2 separate regions of the Homo sapiens genome follow, and region 2 is linked to region 1. Evidence: read pairs that join two places in POLR2A ChIA-PET (ENCODE). Cell type or tissue: GM12878. All regions are shown on one strand. Links, peaks and the distances in the headings refer to the core of each region. The heading gives the core; the rest is flanking DNA.

The links. ChIA-PET counts read pairs that join two places held together with the same protein. Peaks named below come from ENCODE experiments on the same cell type or tissue, not always from the same donor. Only the 100,000 strongest peaks of a DNase experiment are listed, where the experiment ranks them.
Region 2: POLR2A ChIA-PET joins it to region 1 with 11 read pairs; 4 of 35 experiments call an interaction of 5 or more read pairs at or near these places.

What each region holds. Positions count from the first base shown.
Region 1 is chr1:207,040,697-207,046,043 of GRCh38, reverse strand. It overlaps YOD1 (YOD1 deubiquitinase), which reads left to right. Exons shown (of 2, transcript NM_018566.4): 2 at 1-2,195. It also overlaps a transcript of PFKFB2 not described here. Among named protein-coding and RNA genes, the nearest start is that of YOD1, 7.8 kb to the left of the region's middle. In GM12878, for the core only: no CTCF peak of the experiment used is centred there; no DNase peak of the experiment used is centred there.
Region 2 is chr1:206,830,597-206,835,982 of GRCh38, reverse strand. All of the region lies in intron 2 of IL19 (interleukin 19), which reads right to left. Among named protein-coding and RNA genes, the nearest start is that of IL20, 32 kb to the left of the region's middle. RefSeq lists a silencer at 3,997-4,216. In GM12878, for the core only: no CTCF peak of the experiment used is centred there; a DNase peak (open chromatin) is centred at 2,636.

The sequences.
Region 1 (5,347 bases), core at 1-5,000:
TAAAATTTAACATACCTGGAAATTTTGTGATGTGTTAGCCAAGTGAAGACATTAGTGTGTTCCATCTTTTGCTAATGGTTCATGGTTGATTTCTTCATTGTTTCCCATGAAATTAGCATAGTCAAGTGGTACCCTTGACGCTTGACTGCTGGTCAGTTTGACCCTGTTTTTAACAACTAATGTAGTCATGCCGCTTGATTATTCCATGAAGTCCCAGCAAAATAATAATGAGGAATTAACTAACATTATGTTATCTATCTAATTTGTCTGTGTCCCTAAATGCCCATGCCTAACTTGCTTCTCTAGTTTATTCCTTCTGTGGAGGGATTAAAACGTGGGTGTTGCAAGTTGCCCTAAGCTAAACATAGTTTTCTTACATCTTTTTGGGAAAAAAAATGGAATGGGAAGTATGCAAGATTAAGCAAGAGTGATTTTTTTTTTTTTTTGACAAATCAGGTGGCCTTCCTAAACATACTAAGAATTATGTTCTTTCATGTGTGGAGACACATTTGTTTGCAGCACTTTAAAAAATATATATGGAATAAAAGTTTACATGTTGGCCCTCTAGGGATCTAATTAAGGACATTAAAGTACAATTCTTGAGCTACTAACCATCAGCTCTTCTTAATCAAAGATTGCCATCAGTGTAGAGTGTATCTATTGGCACAACATTCTGGTGTTTTGATAACAGTAGAACTCAATTTCAGTAACTATTAGGAGCATGGTCTGTGCCCTAGCATTAAAAATGTTACTTATTATTATGTGAATATCTTGTATTATTATACAATGCAGTATTCAAATTTGTCCTTGTAGTGCAGAGATGACTGATAATTTCTAAAAGATTCGATCCTTAAAACTTGTTTCCAAGCAGACTTATAAGGAAGCTGATTTTTGAGTCAGAGGCCTTAAACGTGTCATATACAAGTGGCATCATTTTAAGTCCAAAGTGAAACACTTGATTTGAATAAGCTAGTTTATAAACTAAAGCTGTTTTCTTATGTTACAGTATTTCAGCACATTTCATTCCACATAAAAAGAATATTAAGTGTCCCTGGTTGTGGGAGAGTGTTTATTTTTCTCAAAATTATCTAGCATTTTGCTTACAGTGCTTTGAATGTTTGACTTAAAATTATTATTGATGTTGAATTGTAGGGTGCTGATTTAGGTCTTGATTCATACACATTTAAAGGAGGTTGGTAACCCCCTCATGGTAGAGTGAAGGGAGAAAAGGGCCAAGAAGACAAAGTACCACTGATAAAGAAGAGATTGTCAAATAGATGCATTCCTAGTCATGAATTACCCTTTTCCAAACATTTTTAAAGCAATGCCTTTGTGTCAACTCAACCCTTCTTCCCCATTTCTTGTCATAGAATGTAGCATGGCCATAGGTGAAAAAGCTTATCATTAAAGTATGAAACCATGAATTATAAGCATTTTGCCATGATGCCCTTTTATACATATGTTTTTAAAAGTACTAACCAACATATAGGAGTTTAGGAATGGTGAAGATATAATTTGATTAAGTTGTAGGTAAACAGAAAGGATCATCTTAGGCTCAGAATTTCTAATATGATTACATGAGTCTACTTTATAAACTGGTATAGGCTATGTAATTAGCCCGTAAGTTACTTAAAGGACCAGGGGACCTAATTTTTGTCAGTTTTCCAGTCACATTGGTGCCATTCAGGACTCCAGCTGTTTACAGGAAATATGTACTTAGCAGAATAGTATTTTTCCTTGAAAAAAATTTGAATTCAGCCTAAATACAGAATGAATATGAATAGTTTGTGAAAAGGGTTAGAGAACAACAATATTCCTATAGTTTCTGTATTAATGCAGTAGAGACAGAGGTTCCTAACGCAAAAAGAAAACCACAAGTAAAGACCGTCAAATTAGAGCTTTAGAATATGACTTGAAAAAGTAGGGATGGGCAAAACAGCATAAGAAAATATTTTTTCTTAATGCAGATGGACAGTGTTTTCTTGTTTTAAAAATGTTTTGCCTATTTGCCAGCATTTTTTGAAGTAATACACTGCTGCTACCTGGAAGATGTCTAACTTCATTTTCTACAACTCTTATGTGATTTTGCCATTGTCATTAAGATGCATTGATTTTATTTATGAGGTGTATGACTTTAAATATCTAAATGCTGTATTAAGTGACTTGTTTCAAAGGAATAAATGAAGTGAAAACGTTGTTTGAGTATATTTTGGGATCAGGGCAGATATGGCCACTGAACGGCTATTTTACTCAATATACATATTATCAAAAGCTTACCGAATCTTTAACTAAGGTACCAAAATCTGCCAAATATCACCCTTTAGGCGGACTCAATGAATGAGACAGGAGAAACTAAGGTATTTCTCCTTAACGAAAGGTTGAAATTCCCATTCATTGACTAAATTTTTTTCTAAATCCAATCCTACAAGTTGTAATTCAATATTTGTTGCTGACAAGTTGTCAGTGTGGAAAGGCTTAATATTTATTTTCTAATAGACTGCAATCTTTGTGAACTTAGATCTGTTTGAAAACAGCAACATCACTATAGGAGGGTTTATTTCATCTTTGGCAATGTCAACATTTAAACATGTATTTGAAGCAACCCTGTGGCTATTACAATTGGCCAGAGTTCAGGTTCCCTAACTAAACTAAACTATTTAACCCATTCTTTCTCATTGAAAGCTTTAAAATTATGGACGTGGAAGTATAATAATATCTAATCAGTTTGTACAGCAGCATAAAATATATTTCTGGGGGTCAGTGTACATCCAACATAAGAATAAGTCAAGCCAAACTTCACATTACAAGGTTCATAAAGAATCGGTTGGGTTGTGTGATGGAAGCTTATTGAATGATTAATTGTGCCCATAAAGCAATGCTTCCCAAAGTTGGTCATCACATTACCTGGGAACTTGTTAGAAATGCAAGTGCTCAGAAGGACATCAGAAATTGGTGAGACCCAACAATCAATTTTAGTAAGCCCACCAGGCGATTCTGATGCATGATTTAAAAAAAAAAAAAAAAGTTTGGGAATCGTGGCTATCACCATGGTGGTTTAAATGAACCATTAATCAACTTGCGAGAGATCTCTTATGGCTTATACCAGTTTTATGTCCTTAGCCTCATGCAATTCATTTTCACTCACCACTTACAGTTATTAAGTTTACAGATAATGTAAATCCAGAGAAGATTTGTAGAACAATGAATGACAATTCAAAAATCTCAACAAGCCAAAAAATCCTAACGTTGAATATTCCTAAATGTGAAGTCCTGCCCTTGAATTCTAAACAATCCATTATGTGAGTTCAGCATGAGGGAAAACCTGGCTTTATAGTTGGTTTGACAAAAGACGAAGCAATGGTACTTAATTCTAATTCTGATCCGAATAGAGTACTATGGCTTAGGTTGCAAAAATAGCTGCATTTTAATACTTGAAAGAGCAGGAAAAAGGAAGCAATAGTCTTTTTTTTTTTTTTTTTTTTTTTTTTTTTTTTGTGAGACAGAGTGTTGCTGTGTCGCCCAGGCTGCAGCGTAGTGGGGTGATCTCGGCTCACTGCAAGCTCCGCCTGCCAGGTTCACACCATTCTCTGGCCTCAGCCTCCCAAGTAGCTGGGACTACAGGCGCCCACCACCACGCCCAGCTAATTTTTCGTATTTTTAGTAGGAATGGGGTTTCACCACGTTAGCCAGGATGGTCTTGATCTCCTGACCTCGTGAACTGCCCGCCTCAGCCTCCCCAAGTGCTGGAATTACAGACGTGAGCCACTGCGCCTGGCCGCAATAGTCTTAATGTTGGTCATGTTGCATTGGAGGTTTGGATGTGGGTTTTACCTGTAAAATGTGGTGAAAAACAGGTTTGATGGCCGTCTTGGAGGCTGAAGAAATGAGGGGGAAAAGAAGAGATTGACATGTTAGCTAACTTCAAATTTTGGGACATGTATAAAAGATGAATTAGATTTATTCTCTGAGGCCCTAGAGGAAAGAACTCAGACTAAAAAAGGATAGATATTGTTGCAAAGTAAACTTACATTAAAAACCTAACAAGAATGAAAATGAAAGCTATCAAAATACATTAGTAATGGAGGTAGTCTTTTGCATGAGAAATAGTGCTAGAAGTCATTAGGTCCCTATCATCTTAAAATCTGTTTTACAGATGCTAGAGAGAATGTGGAGAAATAGGCACGTGTTACACTGTTGGTGGGAGTGTAAATTAGTTCAACCATTGTGGAAAACAGTGTGGCGATTCCTCAAGGATCTAGAACTAGAAATACCATTTGACCCAACAATCCCATTACTGAGTATATACCAAAAGGATTTAAATCATTCTGCTATAAAGACACATGCACACATATGTTTATTGCAGCACTGTTCACAATAGCAAAGACTTGGAACCAACCCAAACGCCCATCAATGATAGATTGGATAAAGAAATGTGGCACATATACACCATGGAATACTATGCAGCCATAGAAAAGAATGAGTTCACGTCCTTTGCAGGGACATGGATGAAGCTGGAAACCATCATTCTCAGCAAACTAACACAGGAACAGAAAACCAAACACTGCATGTTCTCACTCATAAGTGGGAGTTGAACAATGAGAACATATGGGCACAGGGAAGGGAACATCACACATTGGGGCCTGTCAGTGGGGTGGGGTGTAAGAGGAGGGATAGCATTAGGAGAAATACCTAATGTAGATGACGGGTTCATGGGTGCAGCAAACCACCATGGCACATGTATACCTATGTAACAAAACTGCACGTTCTGCACATGTATCCCAGAACTTAAAGTATAATTAAAAAAAAAAAAAAATCTGGCCAGGCGCGGTGGCTCATGCCTGTAATCCCAGCTTTTTGGGAGGCCGAGGCAGGGCAGATCACGAGGTCAGGAGATCGAGACCATCCTGGCTAACACGGTGAAACCCTGTCTCTACTAAAAATACAAAAAGTAGCCGGGCGTGGTGGCGGGCGCCTGTAGTCCCAGCTACTTGGGAGGTTGAGGCAGGAGAATGGCGTGAACCTGGGAGGCGGAGCTTGCAGTGAGCCGAGATAGCGCCACTGCACTCCAGCCTAGGCGACAGAGCGAGACTCTTGTCTCAAAAAAAAAAAAAAAAAAAAAATCTGTTTTAAATGCTAGTTATAACTACAAAAAGTAAAACGTAGTTTTTTTCTGTCCTCTTTACCATCCCATTAGAGCTTAGAAAAAGAGTGGCTTGTGCTCTTAGTTATGTGGCGAAGGCTACAAAGCAGGACATGTATTTGGCAAAGTGTATACTTACTGGATGGTAAGTATCTATGCTTATCTTATATCTTTAAGCCTGAATGAGACATTCAAGAACAGAAAAGC
Region 2 (5,386 bases), core at 300-5,299, 210 kb after region 1:
CATGTTTGCAGCTAGCTGCTTCATAGCCAGGGCCAGACCCTGAGAGGTTTGCCACCGCTTCTCATTCTCTTACCCTTCTTGCCTCTGTCTTTCTTGCTGCCTCTTCATTTAACCACTTTGTATTGTGCCACATAATGCGCACAGAGAAAAGTGCGTAAAATATAATGGTACAGCTTATGGGGTTATCTCTGTTTTCACCCACATTTCACAAGCTTATAAATAGAGCTTAGCCTTAACGCATGTCTTATGACAACACATGTGACGAGAGCAGCCCTCTGCTATGCACTTTGCATGGTGCCCACTGAGATCTCCCATTTACAGCTGTGTGTGCCAAGGTAAGTGTATCGTGTGTGGCCGTGGAGGAGAGGAGGGCATAAGACACAGGGAGCCAGCTGCGAGGACTGTAGAGCTATAGTTAAAGCTGCTGTAACTCACACGTGTGAGTGTGAACCCCAGCTGCCCCCACTCCCCATGCCTTCCTCAGGATTCCCAGCTCCTCTGGAAAGCCAGAAACAGCAAATCCTGTTTAGAAACCATTTTTGCCTGTCTCTCCTTAACTGGGCATCATTCCCAGGGAATAGACAGGTGTATGTCAAGACCTTACCACGTGGCAGGCATTAAGCCAAAGAGCTCCTTTCCTCTTTTATCAACCTCTCTTTCTGGCTAAACAAGGATGGGCCCCATTGCCAGGGAAGTTTGTAGAGAGTCCCCCAGAGCTCTGTCTCCTCAGAACGCTACTGGGGTGCTTCTAGAAAGCCAAGAAAGAGAGTGCAGTTTTTCTTCTGACAAGGTAACTCTCAGAAGCAGGCAGATATTGCCTGCTCATCCCATGCCAGGAGACTTGCGCATTTTGTGGAGGAGAAAGATGTCTCCCTTAGCTTGGTGAGGCAATTCCAGACATCTTGGCTAATTCAGATATTAGTAGTAAGTAACATTTATCCTGCGTGCCATGTGCATTGGGCACTGTCCCAAGAATTTTACGTAATTTTCTCATTTAATGCTCACAACCACCCTATGAAGTAGGCTCTGTTTCTGTTCCCATTTTACCAAAAAAATGAAGTAACCTGCCCAAGCCAGGGTTTGAGAGAAGGCGGGCCAGTCCCTGAGCTGGCTGTCTTTACTGCTACTCCACCCCACTTACAACATTGTTTCCCTCTGACATCATAGCCTGGGATCCCAGTAGCTCCCCTGACACCAGACAGACAGGAACCCATTTCTGAACCAGTGATGCTCCTTACATTTAAAAAGATATTTCACATTGCAAAGGATTAAACAATGATAACACATTATAAAGTGCCCAACACAGTTCTTGGAACAAAAAAGCAATAGTAAAGACATTAAATCCTTGACCTTTCCTTCCTTCACTCCTTCTTTCCCACTCTCTATCTCTTCTCGTTGAAAATAAGATACTAGAAAATTCACCTTTTCTATAGAGTACCCCTTCCCATTCTACCAAATGCCCAGCATCTGGAACATCATAGCCATACACAATGGTAACAGGTCACCTCCCTGCGGCAGTGAAGGAGGAGGGCTAGGATGGCGGTGCATAGGAGCCCCTGATGACGGACAGCGTGAGCCTCACCTCTCACTTGGTGCTTGCGGGCTGCTCCTTGTGTCTCCTCTCAGTGCTCTCTGCCATTTGGAAAGGGCTGGTCATTTTTATTCAGGTGGATAAGAGGAAATGCTGTCAAGGTTTGCTGGGTGGATCCACCTTGGGGAGATTGTTTTTTCCCCTTGTTTTCTTAGTATTGTATTTCCTTAATTGTTTTCTTTCTTCTTTAAGATATAGCTGATTAATCATTATTATGAAATGCCTCTTTCTTCTGGGTCTTGACATGCAGCTTCTAGGAAAAATAAACTCCCCATCTCCATGCAAATGAGAATTTTTTGCAATTCTATGTCCATGCAGAAAAATCCAACTTAGGTCACTTTCCTGAGAGCTGTGGCACGTTACCAAGTGTACCCTGCAGGCCAACTCACAAAAGCACTCTCAATCAGCCACACCCTGCAGCAGCCAGCCCATGAGGCTCTGCAGGTGCCTCTGGCTGCAGCACGATCCAGTTCTCCAATGCCTTAGGCAGCTATGAGTGTCTGCCATGTGCCAGGTGCTAGCTAACTGCTTTACCTGCATCATTTTGTTGAACTTCATGAGGAACACTTTTTCCCCTCATAAAGCAAGGATTTCTTTGCACATCATCTATTTCCCCTTCATCTTGTCCCCTGGAGGGTTCTCTCATTCTTGATTAATGCAGAGAGAGAGAAAATGAGACTGGAAAGAAGAGAGGTTTAAGATCAGCCAGTGGCAGAGCCAGGACCTGAAATCCTTATTCTTGGGCTAGAAGACTCTCTAACTAAATTACCTTTTTACATAAACTCTTTACCAAGAAGTTCTCTAGGGATCAGGTTTGGGGCAATGAAAAGATAGGGTATAAACAGTTTCTTCCCATTAAATAAAATTTCCAGGGGGTAATTGGTTTGGACTGAGTTACTGCACTAGGCCAATAGGCCAAACCTAAATGGAGTCGCTCATGCTGAATGAAGTTCCACACCACCAAGCTGAAACTAAACTGTTTATCTAACCTTCTGAGAAATCAGGAGAGAGAAAGATAATAGCCAAATCCTGAAACAAGCCAGTTTTAGCCAGCGTATAAGGAAGTCTCCTCTGCTCTAACCTTTACAAGGAAAGTAACTTTTAAATGACCAGTTTGCTTTTTGTTCTCTGTTTCTGCTTCCTCTAGCAGTTGTCTGCCCACAAAACCACTCTCCTCTGTCAGCTCATGGGACCACTCATTCTATTTTTATAAAATAGGATGTTGCCTGATTCTAGAATTGCAAATAAAAGCCAATTAAGATCTTTAAACTAAATGTGTTGTAATTTTGTCTTTTGACATCCCCAAACACAGACTCCCAGAATAAATGGAGCTTATTTTTAACCAAATGAAGTGACCTTGGGATGAGGTGCAATTATGAGACCCCACTGGGCTGGTACAAACCCTGTTCCTGCAGCCAGATTTGGGAGACAGAGAGGGCCACAGGGCACCGGCAGAGAAGGAAAAGGGACAGGAAAGATCAGGGCCTTTTACGGGACAGGTGCAAGGGAAAGAAACCCCAGGGACTTGATGTCTTGTGGTCCAGCATCTTGGACATAATAAAATGGTAAGTGTTGAGGGAAGTGGTAGACTATAGTGGTTCACAACGTAGTTCTGGATTTAAACCCTGGTTCACTCTCTTCTCTTCTTCCTTATCTCCCTTCTCTTCTTGGTAGCATGCCACAGCTCTCAGGAAAGTGACCTAACTTGGATTTTTCTGTATGAACATAGAATTGCAAAAAAAATCTCATTTGCATGGAGATGGGGAGTTTATCATTTTTCCTAGAAGCTGCATGTCAAGACCCAGAAGAAAGAGGCATTTCATAATAATGATTAATCAGCTATATCTTAAAGAAGAAAGAAAACAATTAAGGAAATAAGACGAGGGTATGGCCAGGCAGGTACCCTCTCTGCCTTGCTCAGAAAGGTTACCATGCCTATTGCCTTCTATGGGAATGAGGTTCCATGGAGTTGAGCAATATGTGGCCCTATTGCAGAGTCTGGATGAAATGCATTAGGTCTATAGACACTGGAAAAGCTACTTAAAGCCTTTCTGAAGCTCCATAAAATAGGTAAAATAAAACTGTGAGGATTTGAATGAGCTAAAGGACCTGTGTCATAGTAAGTACTCCTTAATAAATATTATGTATTTCTATCCTGTGTGCCAGGCACCTGGAAAAGGAGAAGACACCTTTGTTAGGAGCTAATGGACATCTTTCTGCTCCTTTGGAGAGGGTGCAAAGAGCTACTCTTGACCTCGGGAATCTCCCCTACTCCCACCCTTGTTTCCCCCAGAGGGGTGGGATGGAGGGAGGTGGGTGCTGTTTTCCCAGCAGGGCCTGAGCTGCCTGGCTCGGAGTCCCTCTGCACATGTGAGAATAGCAGCTCAGAGCCCAGCTGCACATGTAAGGGGATTTGCAACACTGTCCATGCTGAGTCTCACCCCACATTCACCCCTTGTGCTCAGGCTATATGTTCTGACCTAGCTTTCATTTCAGGGCAGATATGTCATATCAGGAAGCTTGCAGGGGAAGGGAAATAAGTGATGTGTTTATAGCTCCTCTTCCAGCATGTGGTGTACCATAATCGCTGGTACTGGAAGCTGGGTTGACTGGCTCTGCTTTCTATGGCTGTCAGACTGAAGGCAAGCCACTTAATCTCAGTGCCTGTTTACTCATCTGTAAAATGGTACACATCATGCCTACTGCACGTTCACCATGTAGGCGCAGCATGAAGATGAAGTGATTACACATAATTCCTCAGCACAGTACCTGGCGCATAATAAGCAACTTGAAAATGACATTTATTATCAATTTTATAATTCCCTTTAGAGCTCCTAAATCAGGAAGAAGGGGGAACAATAAGAAATAAGTTCTCTTCATCTTAAGCCTTGCTGCCTGACCCCTAATATCAAAAATAAGAATATAGATTGAGATAGAATGGCATCTTTCCCAGGATTGCAATTCAATTATGAATCTGGTCTCCAGACACAAGGTTGCATCTGCCTTAGAATTAGGACTTCTGGGACCAATGGACCCACCATTGAGATATCAGAGCTCAATTTTCCACTTGTTGAGTAGGGAAGCAGAAAGAATGTGAGGGAAGATTGGCGAGCCAGAATGGAGAATGCTTTGAGTTTGACATGTTCTGGACACAACTCTCTCATGTCTTCCAATTCCTTATCCCCGCCTAACATGCACTCCAACCTCATGAATTTTTCATAATGATGCCAGGGCAATTTCCTTCCCTTAAAAGAGTGGATCCTGGCCATTCCTAAGTACTGAGTCTTGAGCGCATACAAAAATTGCATAATTCCAGAGGGTACCATGCCTATTGCCTTCTGTGGGAATGAGGCTCCATGGACTTGAGCAATGTGTGGCCCATTGCAGGATTTAGATGAAATGTATTAGATCTATATGAGTAATTTTGGTTAGATTTGAGAAAGAACCTATCATTATGAGGACTATAAAACACGAAGAAGTATGACTGAGAACGAATTTGTAAAAAAAGAAACGTAGGCCAGGAGCGGTGGCTCACGCCTGTAATCCCAGCACTTTGGGAGGCCAAGGCGGGCGGATCACGAGGTCAGGAGATCGAGACCATCCTAGCCAATGTGGTGAAACCCCGTCTCTACTAAAAATACAAAAAATTAGCCTGGCGTGGTGGCAGTACCTGTAATTCCAGCTACTCGGCAGGCAGAGGCGGGAGAATGGCATGAACCCGGGAGGCAGAGCTTGCAGTGAGCCGAGACCGCACCACTGCACTCCAGCCTGGGCAACAGAGCAAGACTCCATCTC